2 separate regions of the Homo sapiens genome follow, and region 1 is linked to region 2. A link is a loop called in an ENCODE intact Hi-C map of the cell type or tissue named here. Cell type or tissue: PC-9. All regions are shown on one strand. Each heading gives the region's core, and the rest is flanking DNA. Links, peaks and the distances in the headings are about the cores only.

What was found. Hi-C counts contacts between places; a loop is a spot of excess contacts. Peaks named below come from ENCODE experiments on the same cell type or tissue, not always from the same donor. Only the 100,000 strongest peaks of a DNase experiment are listed, where the experiment ranks them.
Region 1: a loop joins it to region 2, with 2.7 times the contacts of the local background. A loop is called at or near these places in 5 of 110 quality-filtered maps.

The regions. Positions count from the first base shown.
Region 1 is chr7:2,952,693-2,961,020 of GRCh38, reverse strand. CARD11 (caspase recruitment domain family member 11) reads left to right here. Exons shown (of 25, transcript NM_032415.7): 2 at 2,390-2,521. The coding sequence starts at 2,515. Among named protein-coding and RNA genes, the nearest start is that of CARD11-AS1, 13 kb to the right of the region's middle. RefSeq lists a silencer at 6,279-6,338. In PC-9, for the core only: no CTCF peak of the experiment used is centred there; a DNase peak (open chromatin) is centred at 4,110; H3K27ac peaks cover 3,080 bases.
Region 2 is chr7:3,023,266-3,031,593 of GRCh38, reverse strand. All of the region lies in intron 1 of CARD11 (caspase recruitment domain family member 11), which reads left to right. Among named protein-coding and RNA genes, the nearest start is that of CARD11, 16 kb to the left of the region's middle. In PC-9, for the core only: no CTCF peak of the experiment used is centred there; a DNase peak (open chromatin) is centred at 3,343; H3K4me3 peaks cover 1,196 bases; H3K27ac peaks cover 2,251 bases.

The DNA of each region.
Region 1 (8,328 bases), core at 307-8,306, 71 kb after region 2:
TTTTGCACTTTTAGTAGAGACGGGGTTTCACCATGTTAGCCAGGATAGGTTGGTCTCGATCTCCTGACCTCATGATCCACCCGCGTCAGCCTCCCAAAGTGCTGGGATTATAGGCGTGAGCCACCATGCCCAGCCCTCTCTAAGCTTTTGTGTTCTTGGTTGTAAGGTGGTGGTGGTGGTGGTGATGATGATACCACCTACCTCAAAGTGTTCTGGAGGTTCATCAGTGACGCCTAACAAAGTGTCTGGCACACACCGGATAGTCTGTAAGCACGAGGGATGGTGTTTGGTCAGTTGCATGTTACACCTATGAGCCAGTCTTGCAAGTGGTCAAGAGATTGACTTTTAATCCTAGAAATCTTCCCTGACCTGAGGACCAAGTTCCCAAATGCTGTCATCAAAATTCTAAAGTCAGAAACAGCCCAGCCTCAGTACTGGTTTTCTTGTGCCTCAGTTTTCCCAACCTACGTTGACATAGTGGGTAGGGGGTAGGGGTAGAACAGCAAGGGTAGTTGTTCAAGCCTGTTTCTCCTTTTTTTTTTTTTTTTTTTTTTTGAGACAGAGTTTCACTCTTGCAGCCCAGGCTGGAGTGCGACTGTGCGATCTCGGCTCACTGCAACCTCTGCCCCCAGCTCAAGCGATTCTCCTGCCTTAACCTCCCCAGTAGCTGGGACAACAGGCATGCGCCACACCCAGCTAATTTCTGTATTTTTAGTAGAGACGGAGCTTCGCCATGTTGGTCAGGCTGGTCTCAAACTCCCGACCTCAGCTGATCTGCCCACCTCGGCCTCCCAAACTGCTGGGATTACAGGCGTGAGCCACAGCACCCAGCCTTGTTTCTCCTTTCTTGTAATTAAAACCTTTCTTTTTTTTCTCTTTGAGACAGGGTCTTGCTCTGTCACCCCAGCTGGAGTACAGTGGCGCAATCATGGCTCACTGCAGCCTCAACCTCCTGGGCTCAAGCGATCTTCCCACCTCAGCCTCTTGAGTAGCTGAGACTGTAGGTGTACAGGCCAGATAATTTTTTTTTTTTTGTAGAGATAGGGTCTCGCTATGTTCCCCCAAGCTGGTCTTGAACCCCTGACCTCAAGCAATCCTCCCACTTCAGCTTTTCAAAGTGCTGGGATTACAGGCATAAGCCACCATGCCTGGCCACAATTAAAGCCTTCCTTACAATTTTTTAAAGCCTTTTTTTTTCTGATGATAAACACATTCTCTTTTTTAAGAAATGCAGACAGTGTCATTTCCCTTTGTGTTTGCTGACTGGCCTGTGGACTGCTTTGCTGCCTTTGCAGAGGCCCTTGGTTCTCTCATTCCCTTCCCCACCCAGCCCCAACCCCTGGCCCTGTCCCAGCCACAGAGCAGGGAGGCCGTGAGGAGACCAGGGAGATGGTGTCCTGCAGCGATGCCTGTCGCCACCACCTCCCCGGGGCTGAGGGCCTCTGACAGTTCACTCCAAGCCCAGCCGTTGCCCGACAGGAACAGCTTCTGTCAGCCCCGGGAGATCTCATGTCACCTGTGGTTAGTCTTCAAAGCCAAAACCAAGGAAGTCCTTGATTAAACATCAGCGGCCGAGGGTCCCTGTCACTCCTGAATGGAACTGTCCTAGAGCAGCTGCCTAAAGCCTGCCCCCCACCAGGTTCCAAGCAGCTTTGGGGACAGGCATAAGGCTCTTTCCACCGTACAAGGGTTTGAACCCCACCTTTCCCTCTTACCATGATTGTCCCACTGCACTCCAGCCTGGGCAACAGAGTGAGATCCTGGCCTCCTTTCTCCAGAAGGAGAACTGACCCTTCCCCAAAAAACCCAAACCCCCAGCTGGGCTCCTGGATGGCTGAGTGGGGCATTAGCGGTGGCCTCGTCAGTCACCATAAGGAACACTGCCCTTGGGAAATTACAGCGTGTGTGGGCTACCGCGTGTTCCTGCCCAAACCCATGGCAGGCTGGAGGCTAAAGACATAATTCACAGTGACGGGAACTCTTCGGGGTTTGGGAACGGGGTTTGCTGCTTTTGACCTAATGAATTAGCAGCTGATTAGAGCGGCTCCAGTCTGCAGAGGTTTCCATCAAAGCCTTTTCCATCAAAGATCTTCCACACTGGCCACGAGCATGCCCAAGGCTGCCATCTTCCCTCCTCCCCATCTCCAGGGGTGTCAGGACCTGTGTCAGTGGCCTCCCAGGCTGTCCACTCCCCAGGGTGGAACAGAAGCCCCTCTCCCCCTGCAGCCCCTGGTGTGGTCCACTCTGCCAGTGTCATCGAGGGTGACACGCCCCTCAGGACTTCCTGGCCTTTTCTTCCAAAGCAGAACATCTCTTTGATCCCAGAACGATTCCCTTTCTCTCCATCCTCCGCCTCCTGCTCCAAGGCTGATTATCTCTTCCTTTTCAGATCCCAAGCACTGCAAGTCCAGATGCAACGGGAGCCTGGCTCAAGGGACGACAAGATCCAGCCGGAAAGTGTAGAAGTCACACCCCAATGGCGGGATAGCAGCCCCTGTGTGTGAGCACCCCTCCATGCCAGGTACTCGGCATCTGTTATCCCCTCTATACCTCTCTATATATTATGGAGAGACAGGGTCTTGTTCTATCACTGCGGCTGGAGTGCAGTGATGTGATCATAACATACTGCAGCCCTCCACCTCCTTGGCTCAAGTGATCCTCCCATTTTAGCCTCCCAAGTAGCTGGGACCACAGGCACACACAACCAAATCTGGTGAATTTTTTAAATTTTTTGTAGAGACAGGGCCTTGCTCCGTTGCCCAGACTGGTCTCAAACTCCTGGCCTCAAGCGATCTCCCTGTCTCTGCCTCCCAAAGCACTGATTACAGGCAGGAGACACTGTGCCTGGCCGTTCCTTTATATTGGAAAAAACGCAAGTGATGGTGACCTGAGACTTGGCGGAGGGGCGGGAGTAGTGAAGGGAGAGAGGGGCAGAGATCAGGCTGTGACACCAGCCGGAGCTTGGGAGACCATCAGAGAAAAGGCTGGCAGGCCGGGGATGTAGTTGTGATAAGATTGAGGGGCTGGCAGAAAGCAAACCTTGCAGGGCCTGAAGATCAAGATCAAGATGCTGAACATGGGCCAGGCACAGTGGCTTACACCTGTAAATCCCAGCACTTTGGGAGGCCGAGGCAAGTGGATCATCTGAGGTCAAGAGTTCGAGACCAGCCTGGCCAACATGGTGAAACCCCGTCTCTACAAAAAATACAAAAATTAGCCAGGCATGGTGGTGGGCATCTGTAACCCCAGCTACTCAGGAGGCTGAGGCAGGAGAATCCTTGGACCCAGGAGGCCGAGGCTGCAGTGAGCCCAGATGGTGCCACTGCACTCCAGCCTGGGTGAAAGAGCAAGACTCTATCTCAAAAAAAAAAAAAAAAAAAAAAGTTGAACATGGCTTGGCATGGTGGTCATGCCTGTAATCCCAGCACTTTGGGAGTCCAAGGTGGGAAGATCACTCGAGCCCAGGAGTTTGAGACCAGCCTGGGCAACATAGCAAGACCCCATCTCTACAAAAATAATTTTTAAAATATTAGCTGGCCACGGTGGTGTTTGCCTGTGGTCCCAGCTACTCAGTAGGTGGAGGCAGGAGGATTGCTTGAGCTCAGGAGGCAGAGGCTGCTGTGAGCTGAGATCACGCCACGGCACTCCAGCCTGGGCAACAGCGCAGGACCCTATCTCAAGAAAAAAAAAAAAAAAAGATTGGAACTTTATCATAACAGCAAGAGGAAGCCACAGTAGAGGTCTTGAATGAGTAAGTCAGGACGTGAGGCCAGCAACTCTCATGGAATTCGTCCTCAGGTGGGTCACCTCCTGGTCCTTTGCTTCCCAGGGAAGGTGAGCAACACAGCCCTTTCTGTGGAGCCTAGCCTGGGGGTCTGGCACTTGCTTTTCAGCCATTTGCAAAGAGATTGGTGTGGCCTAGGACCTGTCTCACACTGGAAGTCAAACCCTGCCAAAGGTTGGGTTTGAGTTGCGAGTTGCGACAAGCTCCAGCTAAGACTTAGGTAGGGACGGGCCATCCAACCTGCCATGCTGTTAAAGTTCAGAGCCTCGGGGCCTCTGGGCACATTTCTGAGAAAACTGCCTTCAAAGAAACTGCCCAGAGCTTGACAGAGTCACTGGGTTCATCCCCGGTGATGAGGCTGAGTCATGCTGAGTTAGAGGGAAGTGTTAGAAGGGAAAATACATTTCGAATTGCGTCTGAGACATTTTTTTTCTTTTGAGGCTAGCTACACTCTCCATAGATTTTTTCCATGAAATATTTCATACATATAAATATGTATATATAATGTGTATCTATGAGGCAGAGAACAATGAAACAGACACTCATGTCCCCAGTTGAAGCATAACATAATTCCTTGTGTCACCAATGTCCTCAGGGGACCTTCCGAGGTCACATCTGTCTGGCTGCCCCTCCCCATGGGAAGCCACCATTCTGATTTTTATCAGTCCCCTTGTTTCTTGGTATAGTTTTGCCGTATATCCTTAACAGTAGGGTTTTGTTTTGTATGTTTAAAAAAAAAATTATTTTTAAGACAGGATTTTGCTCTGTCTCCCAGGCTGGAGTACAGTGGTATGATGATAGCTCCCTGCAGCCTCAACCTCCTGGCTTAAGCAATCCTTCCATCTCAGCCTTCTGGGTAGCTGGGACTACAAGCACGCAACCCCACACCCAGCTAAGTTTTTATTTTTTTGTAGAGATGGGGTCTTGCTATATCGTCCAGGCTGGCCTCAAACTCCCAGTCTCCCGTCTCGGCCTCCCAAAGTGCTGGGATTTCAGGCATGAGCCATCTCACTCAGCCTTGTTTTATATATATGTATATATTTTTTTAATTTTTTAGAGACAGGGTCTCACTTTTTCCCAGGCTGGAATGTAGTGGTGCCATCGTAGTTCATTGCAGCCTCGATCTCCTAGGCTCAAGTGATCCTCCCACCTCCCAAGCAGCTGGGACTACAGGCGTGTACCACCATGCCCAGCTACTTTGTTTTTATTTTTTGTAGAGATGGTGTCTCGCTGTGTTTTCCAGGCTGGTCTCAAACTTCTGGCCTCAAGCAATCCTCCCACCTGGGCCTCCCAAAGTGCTGAGATTATAGGCGTGAGCCACTGTGCCCAGCCTGTTTTTGAAGTACTTATAGACAGTTTTATACCATGCATCTTCTGTGGCTTGCTTTTTCACTCAGCATCATGTTCCTGAGGTCCACCTGTGCTTATGCACATGGTCATATTTCTTTCCATGTTCACTGCTGGGGAGTGCTCCAGCGTTGAATACACAGTGTATTTATCCACGCTGTTGGACGATGTCTGTGTGTGGTTTCTGGTTTTGGATACACGGTGCTGCTGTTGAACATTCTTGCACAGGTCTCTGGATGCACACGGGTAGAATTTCTCTAGGGATGATATCTAGAAGGGACTCCTGGCATGTATGTTCTGCATGTTCAACCCTACTAGGTGAAACCAACTTGTTTTCCAGCCCTTGCAGGTTTTTTTCATACAGTAACAAATGTCTGCAGGTGAGCCCCTGCTGGGAGCAGAGGTGCAATAGCGTCCTTACTCTGTCACTCCAGTGAGAACAGATGCCCCCAGATCATGGCTCCGGGTGTTTGTGATATGAACTCACCCTTCACCAGGCTACTTTATCTTGCCTGTCCCTCTGCCTAGCAAACTCCCACTCAAAATGCTCCCAGCTCTCTAAGGAGGGGGAACCTCAGGGAGGTCTTCACATGAAGGAGGCGTGGGCTGGAACCCCAGTTAGATTTGCTATGTGACCCTCAGCAAGTTGCTAGGGCTCTCTGGTTCTTGGTTTCCTTGTCTACAAAACAAGGGTGAGCACATCCATCTCTCAGAGCCGCTGTGGTCGTTAAATGAGATGATTTCTTTTTTTTTTTTTTTGGAGACAGAGTCTTGCTCTGTTGCCAGGGCTGGAGTGCAGTGGAACAATCTGGGTTCACTGCAAACTCTGCCTCCTGGGTTCAAGTGATTCTCTTGCCTCTGCCTCCTGAGTAGCTGGGACTACAGGCACCTGCCACCATGCTCAGCTGATGTTTTGTATTTTTAGAAGAGACGGGGTTTCGCTATGTTAGCCAGCCTGGTCTCGAACTCCTGACCTCAAGTGATCTGCCCACCTCGGCCTCCCAAAGTGCTGGGATTACAGGTGTAATCACCATGCCCAGCCAAATGAGATAATTTCTATAAAGGGTCAGGCACGGTGCCTGGCACGCGGGCAGCCCAGTGGGGAAGCACTTCCTGTTCTGCCAGCAGGGCGTGTGGCTGCCCTCTCTGCAGGGTTCCAGAGGATGCTGTTCCTCCCACCGGGGCTTGTGTGGGCGGCTGACACTTACCACCAACCTCTGAGCAGCTTGCAACCCAGGGTCTGTGTGCGAAACGTCTTTGCACCCTCTGTTCCCAGCACAGTGCTCAGCACAGAGCCAGTTCTCACTCAAGTCGGCTGAGGTTGAAGAGGCCCTTTCAGTCCAGGCACTCACAAACTGGTCCACTTTCCCAAGTTCAACTTCACCCCTGGTTGCTAAGCAACTGTGCTGCAAAGGGGCATTAACGATGGGACAGGTTTCAACGAGATCCAGGGTCTGTGATTTCACTGCATCTGAGGTAGAAGGGTCCCTTGGCCGGGCATGGTGGTGTGCGCCTATAGTCCCAGCTACTTAGGAGGCTGAGGTGGGAGGATTGCTGGAGCCTGGGAGCTCAAGGCTGCAGAGAGCTACAATGAGGTAGGAGGGTCCCTTTCATCTCTGCTCTGGAAAGAAGATTTGGCCCTAGTTATTTCCTGCTTAGCTGACAGGCCGCTGAGGTGGCTGCACCGGGTCACCCGGGGTCCCGGGAGGAAGGCTTTCTATGTCACTGAGCACTCTTGTAACACGTGGTTGGCATGTGCCAACTACAACCTCCTTGTTCATGAAAGCTGGTAAGAAATGCTGGTTGGTCTATCCAGACCTGCCTGTCTTCTTGCCTTGAGCTGCTGTTTAATTCCTAGGCCTGTGCCTTCTGACCCCGCAAAAGGTATAAGCTTCTTAACACCTGCCTTTCAGCTCTCTTGTGCATTCATGGTGCTGAGCAAGTCTTTGTACTAAGTAGATGTCTTTATTAGTTAGGAGGCTTTGGGCTGCAAATCACAGTAGACCCAACTTCACAAGGCTTGGGACAAAGAGCATTTATATCTTACAGGAGTCCAGAGGTGGGAGGGGCTCAGGATGGCAGAGCAGAGAGCTGGAAAGACCCTCGGTCCTTGATGTCACCTGAGGGATACAGGCTGAGGTGCAGTGACCCAAACCATCACATTCACCTTTACACACTCATAGCCAAAAGCCCAAGGACAAGGTGTCCCTGTTAAAGATCAAGGAAAACCTCCAGAACCGCTCCCAGTGCATGTTCCTGCAGGTTGCATGGCCAAAAGCACTTCACCTGCTTGTTTCTACGCTACTGGTAGAGACCAAACAAGGGCCACTCTTTGCAGCTCAAAAGATATTCAGCCTCCCTGAAGCATCAGACTGCCTGGCTTTTGGGGAAAAAAAAAAAAGGATTCTGTTAGCAGGAAGTCGGGGGTCGTGTGGAGAGACACCAGCAGTGCCTGCCACCTAGTCAATAAATAATTCGTTGAATAAAATTCTTAGGCTGTCCACTTCTTGAAAATAATAAAAGCAAGTACATTTTCCTTTGTGAATGCAAATGATCACGTGGTCATGTTGTCAGAATGAGCCATTGTTGTAGGCGTGTCTATGGTGTTGCTGGCTTTGACCCAGGTAGCCAGTGCCATGTGTTAGCAAAAGGCTCATAGAGGTCAGAACTTAAGGCAGTGAACTATGGAGGTTGTCATCTATACAAAGTTCATTGGATTCAATGGAGACCAAATCCTCATTTTTAATTACTTTAAATCCAACTTTTGCTCATGACAGAAAATAGATATTTTTACTCAAGGCACTTTGGTTGCAGGGAACAAAATCCCACTTGAAATATCTCAAATTGGCCAAGAGTGGTGGCTCATGACTGTAATCCCAGCACTTTGGGAGGCTGAGGTAGGAGGGTCATTTGAGGCCAGGAGTTTGAGACTAGCCTGGGCAAACTACAGCATGGTGGTGCATGCCTGTAGTGAGACCCTGTCTCTACAAAAAATGTTCAAAACAGCCAGGGGTGGAGGCACACACCTGTAGTCCTAACCACTCAGGAGGCTGAGGTGGGAGGATTGCTTGAGCCCAGGAGTTTGAGGCTGCCATGAGCTAGGATTGCCCCACTGCATTCCAGCCTGGGTGGCAGAGCAAAACCCTGTCTCTAAAAATGATAATTTTTAAAACAAATTTAATAGCTCAAATTAACGG
Region 2 (8,328 bases), core at 144-8,143:
ACAGGACTTGGGGCAGTAAATGGGTTGCATCTAGCAAGCCAATTCCAATCAACTAGTAATGGCTTGCTGGAGCACCGCATTGAGGACCCAAGCTCAGTGATCAATCACTGACGTTTGCCCATGGGTGTGAATCTGAACGTGGAAGCTGGGCTGCCCCATCCGTCATCTGCACTTGCCCTGCATGACCCAGAGCCCTTCCAGCCTTGAAAATCCACGATATAAAGACACATGCCTGTGAATGTTCACTGCAGCACTATTCACAGTAGCAAAGACATGAAATCAACCTAAATGCCCATCAATGACAGATTGGATACAGAAAGTTGGTACATACACACCATGGAATACTATGCAGCTTTAAAAAAGAATGAGATCATGTCTTCTGCAGGAACATGGATACAGCTGGAGGCCATTATCCTAAGTGAATTAATGCAGGTATAGAAAACCAAATACCTCATGTTCTCACTTATAAGTGGGAGCTAAATGATGAGAGCACATGGACACAAAGACAGGAACAACACACAGTGGGGCCTCCCTGAGGGTGGAGGGTGGGAAGAGGAAGAGGATCTGAAAAAAAGTAACTATGGGGGCTGGGCACGGTGACTTACACCTGTAATGCCAGCACTTTGGGTGGCCAAGGCAGGCAGATCACTTGAGGTCAGGAGTTCAAGACCAGCCTGGCCAACATGGCAAAAACCCGTCTCTACTAAAAATACAAAAATTAGCCAGGTGTGGTTGCAGGCGCCTGTAATCCCAGCTACTCAGGAGGCTGAGGCAGGAGAATCACTTGAACCCGGGAGGTCGAGGTTGCAGTGAGCCGAGATTGTGCCACTGCACTCCAGCCTGGGTGACAGAGCAAGACTCCATCTCGGGAGAAAAAAAAAAAAAAGGAACTACTGGGTACTGGGCTTAGTATCTGGGTGATGAAATAATCTATACACCAAATCCCCATGACACTAGTTTACCTATATAGCAAACCTGCAGGTATACCCCAGAGCCTAAAATAAAAGCTAAAAAAAAAAAAATCCGTGATGACCTCGTGACCTTGAACAAATCGCTTCACTGTCCCAAGATTTTATTTCTTCATGAATAAGATGGAGATAAATAATTCCTGCCTTGCCACTACACAAAATTGCTCTCAAGACAATGTAAGTAGATGAAAAATGGTGCTGGAGGTTTTTATGCACCGTGGTATAAAGGGGAAGTTTTATTTTTTATTAATTGACCTCTCCAGTTGTGGATTCCTGTCGGTCACGCACTCCTCTGAACCATCTCACCGGTTGGGTTGAAAGCCCTTTCTTTCCCTGTTAATGGATTCAGTTTGCTGCCCCCCACTCTGGGAAGACAAGGTCATTTGGATTTCCCTGGTGCGGAGGAGAAAGGGGATTAATATGGGGGTTGGATGCGGGTGTGATCCTTCCGTGCTTAGAAGATCTCAGCATTCTTTTTTCTCTCTCTCTTTTTTTTTTAAAAACTCTAAGTTCTGGGATACATGTGCAGAGCATGCAGGTTTGTTACACAGGTATACATGCGCCATGGTGGTTTGCTGCACCCATCAACCTGTCATCTAGGTTTTAAGCCCCACATGCATTAGGTATTTGTCCTAATGCTCTCCCTCCCCTTGCCCCCCAACCCCCGACAGGGCCCACTGTGTAATATTCCCCTCCCTGTGTCCACAGATCTCAGCATTCTTCTTTTTTTTTTTTTTTTTTTGAGACGGAGTCTCGCTGTGTCTCCCAGGCTGGAGTGCAGTGGCGCCATCTCGCTCACTGCAAGCTCTGCCTCCTGGGTTCACTCCATTCTCCTGCCTCAGCCTCCCGAGTAGCTGGGACTACAGGCACCCGCCACCACGCCAGGCGAATTTTTTGTATTTTTTTTTTTTTAGTAGAGACGGAGTTTCACCGTGTTGGCCAGGATGGTCTAGATCTTCCGACCTCATGATCCGCCCACCTCCGCCCCCAAAGTGCTGGGATTACAGGCCTGAGCCACCGCGCCCAACCGGATCTCAGCATTCTTTTTTTTTTCTTTCTTTCTTTTTTTTTTTTTTTCACTCTAAGTTCTGGGGTACATTTGCAGGACGTGCAGGTTCGTTACATAGGTATACATGTGCCATGGTGGTTTGCTGCACCCATCAACCCGTCATCTAGGTTTTAAGCCCCGCATGCATTAGCTATTTGTCCTAATGCTCTCCCGCCCCTTCCCCCCAACCCCCGACAGGGCCGGGTGTGTGATGTTCCCCTCCCTGTGTCCACGGATCTCAGCATTCTTAACAGCCGCTGGGCAGGTGGCAGCCTGAAGGTTTTCTTCAGGGTCACTCAGCTAATCAGTGACCAGGGGGGTCTTGCATCATAGAACCCAGAGCTTCCAGTTCCCACCCACTGTTCCCACCACTTAAGGATGCTGCTGTACAATGGGTGGGGACAAAAATCTTCCCAAAGTAAATTTTTATCTCCTTTAAGGGTTCTTTCTTATTATCCAAATCTCTGGAGTTAAATTAATTCTCCAGTTGGGCAGCTAGAAGCAGTCGGTCTCCCTAGCATGCTGCCGAGCGCAGCCCTGGTTAATTTCTGGAGAGGGCACGTGCCCTGCAGCCTGTGGAAACCCAGCAGAGATATCCAGACATATCTATTTTCGTTATCTGATGAAAATGTCCCTGTCCCTAAATCTACAAGCCCTCTTTCTTTCACCTTGAATCTTGTGAATGCCTTGTGTTTTCTGCCCAAATCCCAAACAAAGCCTCTATCTGCAGCCTCCTGGATCTATTAACTTTTCCCAGAGACCCAGGGGAGCCATCTGTTCTTCTATTATTTGGTTTAAGTAAAGCTTTGGGGCATTTCTTCTTGCCAGTGGTATATTCCGAGCTGGATTCATTGCCCAGGCCCTTATTTATTAGCATGTGTGTTTTATTGCAATGCGTTTCATTTCCTTCTGTCTTTTAGTCTGGGCTTCATCCTGGAGCCCCCGTCATGAACGATGTTTGGTGCTGTATGAAACGAGATGCATTCAAAACCCTTTTAAGACATAAAGGGCTTTTTTTCTGGTTTGATTTTTTTTTCCTTCTTCTTCTTCTTTTTTTTTTTTTTTTTTTTAGTGGCAGATAAATAAAGGACCTGAGTTTCCTGTAGGACTGGAAACAGTGAATCAGATTTTTGTTTTGTTTAAAACCTGAAAATCTCAGGCAGGAGTCGAGAGTGTCTGGACAGAGCTGAACGCTGTGTTTAGGTGTTTGAGGTGTTAACCCGTTCCCGGCGAGCCATTCCATGGGAGAGGGGGTGGCCACCCACAGGGACTGATTTGAGAGGTGCCAGAAAGCTTGCTTGAGTCAAAAGGTGGCCCGGGGCAGACTGGGCACTTCCTCTGTTGACTTGCCTGTCCCAGAAGGACATTTTAGTGATTCAGCGTCTGCTGTGATTCACGGAACAGCCAGTGCCATGAGTGTGTGGTCTGCTCCCTACCGGCCATGTGACCTTGGGCAAACCATTGAACTGCTCAGCACTTTTCTTCCTATCTGTGACATGGGAGACAAGACCAGCACCCTTCTCCTGGGAAGTTAAATGAGACACTGGCCACTCATTAGCAGAGTGACTTACAGCATCATTTTCCAATTCTTTCTCTTTTTTTTTTTTTTTTTTTTTTTTTTGAGACAGGGTCTCGCTCTGTCTTCCAGGCTGGAGTGCAGTGATAGGATCATGGCTCACTACAGCCTCCACCTCCCAGGCTCAAGTGATCCTCCCAACACAGCCTCCTGAGTAGCTGGGACTACAGGCATGCACCACCATGCCCAGCTAATTTTTGGTTTTTGTTTTGTTTTGTAGAGACAGGGTTTTGCCATCTCTAATTCTAAAATTAAGTGTGAACGCTTTACAGAGCCCTTCGATCTCTCTGCTGGTCCCCATTCATTAACACCCATTACTGTCATGACCCACTTAACACATACGCAGAGCCTAACACGCACAGACACTCTGTGAGTTGCTAGGGATAAAAAGACAAAAAGACAGAGTCCCTGCCCCAGCAAGCCTGTTGTCCGGGGAGGAGACAGATATATAAACAGTCAGTTGCGAAGTAATGGAGTTGCTCTAATGGATGCTTGAAATGAAGACAGACCTTGGGGACAGGAACAGACAGGTCTGCCTGAAGGAGTCAGGAAAGACCTCCCAGAGCCGACAGAAGCTGAAATGAGACTGGGAAAATAAATAGGTTTTTGCCTGGCAGAGCAGCAGGCGAAGCGGCAGGCACAGAGCCGTGGTGGTGTGGTTAGTGTCAGCGCTGGAAAAAAGATGTGAGGACGTGGAAATGGGGCAGGGGAGGCCACAGGAGCCCTGGGGTGCTGTGCCAAGGAGGGCAGATGCTGTCCTGTGGGCAAGGGTGCGTCACCGGGGCGTTCTGAGCAGCGGCTACAAGCCAGGATGGATGCACGGGTTACAGAGATCACAGACAGCAGAGACGACAACAGATGGGTCCCTCAAGGCAAGAGGCAGGCCCTCATTTAATGGGCCACGGGCCAGGGATCGTTTTATTGTGATTTCAGATAAACTTTGTATTGAAGTAGCAAATGCACACCAGAGACCTGCACTCATCCTAAGTGTGTAACTCAGCGGATTTTCACAAAGTGAACACACCCAGGTCGCCCAGTGACACCCAGATCAAGAAACAGAACATGACCAGCTAAAAAATAATATTGTAATATAATAACATTTAATAGAATAAGAATTTTGTAGTGTAAGTATGTCCCAAATACTGCATAGGACATTCTTATGCTAAAAAAAAATAAAAATAAAAATCATTTGGGCTGGGCGCAATGGCTCACACCTGTAATCCCAGGGCTTTGGGAGGCCAAGGCGGGCAGATCACCTGAGGTTGGGTGTCTGAGACCAGCCTGGCCAACATGGTGAAACCCCGTCTCTACTGAAAATACAAAAATTAGCCAGGTGTGGTGGTGGGTGCTTGTAATCCCAGCTACTCAGGAGGCTGAGGCAGGAGAATCGCTTGAACCCGGGAGGCGGAGGTTGAAGTGAGCCGAGATCATGCCACTTGCACTCCAGCCTGACCTGGGCAACAGAGTGAGATTCCGTCTCAAAAAAAAAAAATCATTTGTTTTTAATTCAAAATTTAAATGTAATTGAATGTCCTCTATTTTATCTGGCAACCTTAGCTTAATCCATGTTGTTGCTTGCGGCGGTCGCTCATTCATTTTTTATTGCCAATAATTCATTTTTTATTGCCAATGAGTAGTATAACGTTTTATTTATACTACTGCTGATGGATATTTGAGTTGTTTCCAATTTTTGGCTGCATTGAATAATGCTGCTACAAGCGTTCTTTTTTGGTAGAATTGGGTGGTCTCACTTTGTTGCCCAGGCTGGTCTCGACTTCCTGGGCTCAGGTGATCCTCCTGCCTTGGACTCCCAAAGTGCTGAGATTAAAGGTATGAGCCACCATGCCCAGCCAGGCATTCATTCTTATGTGTTTTTGGAAACATGTGTTTGGCCACTCAAGAGTGGATTTGCTGGATCTTAGACTATGTTTTTGTTCTGCTCTAATAAATACTACCAAATAGTTTTTAAGGATGTCATTTCAGTCTGCACTCCCATTAGTAGTGTATGAGAGTTCCAGTTGCTCCACACTCTTACTCACACATGGAATTGTCTGTGTCTTCATTATAGCCATTCTTGTGGGTGTTTAGGCAAAATAAATAATTTCGTATCTTTAATTTGCATTTTGCTTATGACTAATTAGCATACATTTTCATGTGTTTATTGTCCGTTTCAGATAGCCTCCTTTGCAAAGTGCCTGTTAAAGTGTTTTGCCCATTTTTCTATTGAGTTGTCTTTTACTTATTGAATTGTAGTAGTTCTTTATATATGATAGACGTGAGTTCTTTGTCAGATATATGTATTGTGGATTTTTTTTCAGTTTACAGCTCAGCTTTTTACTCTCAATAGTCTGCTGATGAACAGAAGTTTTTAGTTTTAATGCAGTCCAATTCATGTGTGTATTTTTTTCTTATAGTTAATTTGTTTTGAGTCCTGTTTAAGAAGCATTCACCTATCCTAAAGTTTATGTTTCCTTCTAAAAGCCTTATTGTTTCATCTTTCACATTTATATCTGTAATTCATCTAGAATGGGTTTTTTCCTTTAAAATCAACTTTATTGAGGTATAATTTACATACAATAAACTCAGTGCATTTTGATCAATGTATATACTCCATGTAACCACAATCAAGATTTAGAGCATTTCCATCACCCCCAAAAAGTTGCCTCAAGTCCTTTTGCTACTCAGAGTGTGTTCCAGGGACCAGCGTTAGCCTCCCCTTGGGGCTGCTCCCATGAGGCAGACTCCCAGGCCCCACCCCAGACCTACTGCATTTTAACAAGGTTCCCAGGTACTCTGTATGCCCATTAAAGGTTTAGAGACAATCTGGGCTCCATTGGAGAAAGGTGACAAGCCAAAAATGCTGCTTCTATTGTTATAAATAGTGTGGCCTGAAGCAAGTCCGAGGTAAATGATGGATGATTGAGTTTAGGGGGAAAAATGAGAGAAGAACCAAGTTGGGAAGAAATTGTGAAGTCATTACAAGAACACCCTTTATTTTCCTGGACCAAACACCTATTCTCCCTGAGGCCTGGCCCCACTGACATTATGGCAGGGCATGACACCTGCAGATTTGAGGGGCAGGATTTTCCACTGGTGAGACTATGCGTTCCCTGGGTAGCTGCTTCCTGGTCTTCATTCTGTACCACAGTGGAGAAAGCCATTCCAATGACCACATCCAGAAGAGACCTTAATTTTAGGTTGCGGTTGTTTTCTTTGTTTTTAAGCTTGCTTTCTATTTTTATCTAAACAATATGTGTACTTGGTTTACAAAAGTCAAACACAGCCAGGTGTGGTGGCTCCTGCCTGTAATCCCAGCACTTTGGGAGGCCAAGGCAGGCGGATCGCCTGAGCCCAGGAGTTTGAGACCAGCGTGGGCAACATGGCAAAACCCTGTTTCTACCAAAAATAAAAATAAAAAATTATCCAGGCATGGTGGCACGCACCTGTAGTCCCAGTTACTCGGGAGGCTGAGGTGAGAGGATAGCCTGAGCCCAGGAAGTCGAGGCTGCAGTGAGCCATGATCATGCCACTTTACTCTAGCCCAAGCAACAGAGTGAGACCTTGTCTAAAACTAGAAATAGAAATAAAACATCAAATACTATCACATGACTTAAAATAAAAAATAGCAGTCCTGTAGCCTGCCCCTCCCCACTTCTGAATCCCATTCTTCCAACATTTTAATCATCTACCCTTCCAGATGGCACCTTATCCCCACACCTGTTGTCCCCATAATTTTCCAGCGAGTAAACCTACCTTCTCCTATCAGTTGGGGAGGGAATCTGGGGGCTCACCTGCTCTTTTTACATTTCCTCCACTCATCTGCTGGCCCCAGCCCTGCCCTGCACACCACCTCTTGCAGTACAAGGTGCTTCCATTTTCTGAGCTCTTCTGGGGCTCTGCAGAGAAAACTGTCTCTCTCCTCGCCAGCTCTTCCACCATTAGGAACTCGGGTTTCATCCTTCTCTAATGTAAAGTCTGTAAACGTTTTGAAATTATAAGTTAGATTTCTTGAAAATTTCAGACAAAAGGATATACAGATACTCCTTGGCTTATGATAAGGCTACATCCCGATGAACCCATCATAAGTTGAAAATATGTGAGTCAAAAATGCATTTAGTAGGCTGGGCATGGTGCCTAAAACCTGTAATCCCAGCACTTTGGGAGACCGAGGCAGGTGGATCACCTGAGGTCAGGAGTTCAGGACTAGCCTGGCCAACATGGTGAAACCCCGTCTCTACTGAAAAATACAAAAATTAGCCGGGCATGGTGGCGGGCACCTGTAATCCCAGCTACTCAGGAGGCTGAGACAGGAGAATTGTTGAACGCGGGAGGCAGAGGTTGCAGTGAGCCAAGATCGCGCCACTGCACTCCAGCATGGGTGACAAGAGCAAAGCTCCAACTCAAAAAAAAAAAAAAAAGAAATTACGTTTAGTGCAAACCTGCTGAACATCCTAGCATAGGCTGGGATACCTTAAATATGGTCAAAACACTTACATTAGCCTACAATTGGGCAAAATCCTCTCACACAAAGCCTATTTTCTAAAAAAGTGTTGAATATCTCATGGCATTTATTGAATACCATACGAAAAGTGAAAAACAAAATGGTTGTTTGGGTGCCTGAGATAGAGTTTTTACTAAATGCCTATCACTTTTGCACCATTGTAAAGTCAAAAAATTGTAAGTCGAGCCATCGTAAATCGGGGATGATCTGTATAGATCAATATATCATAAGAAAT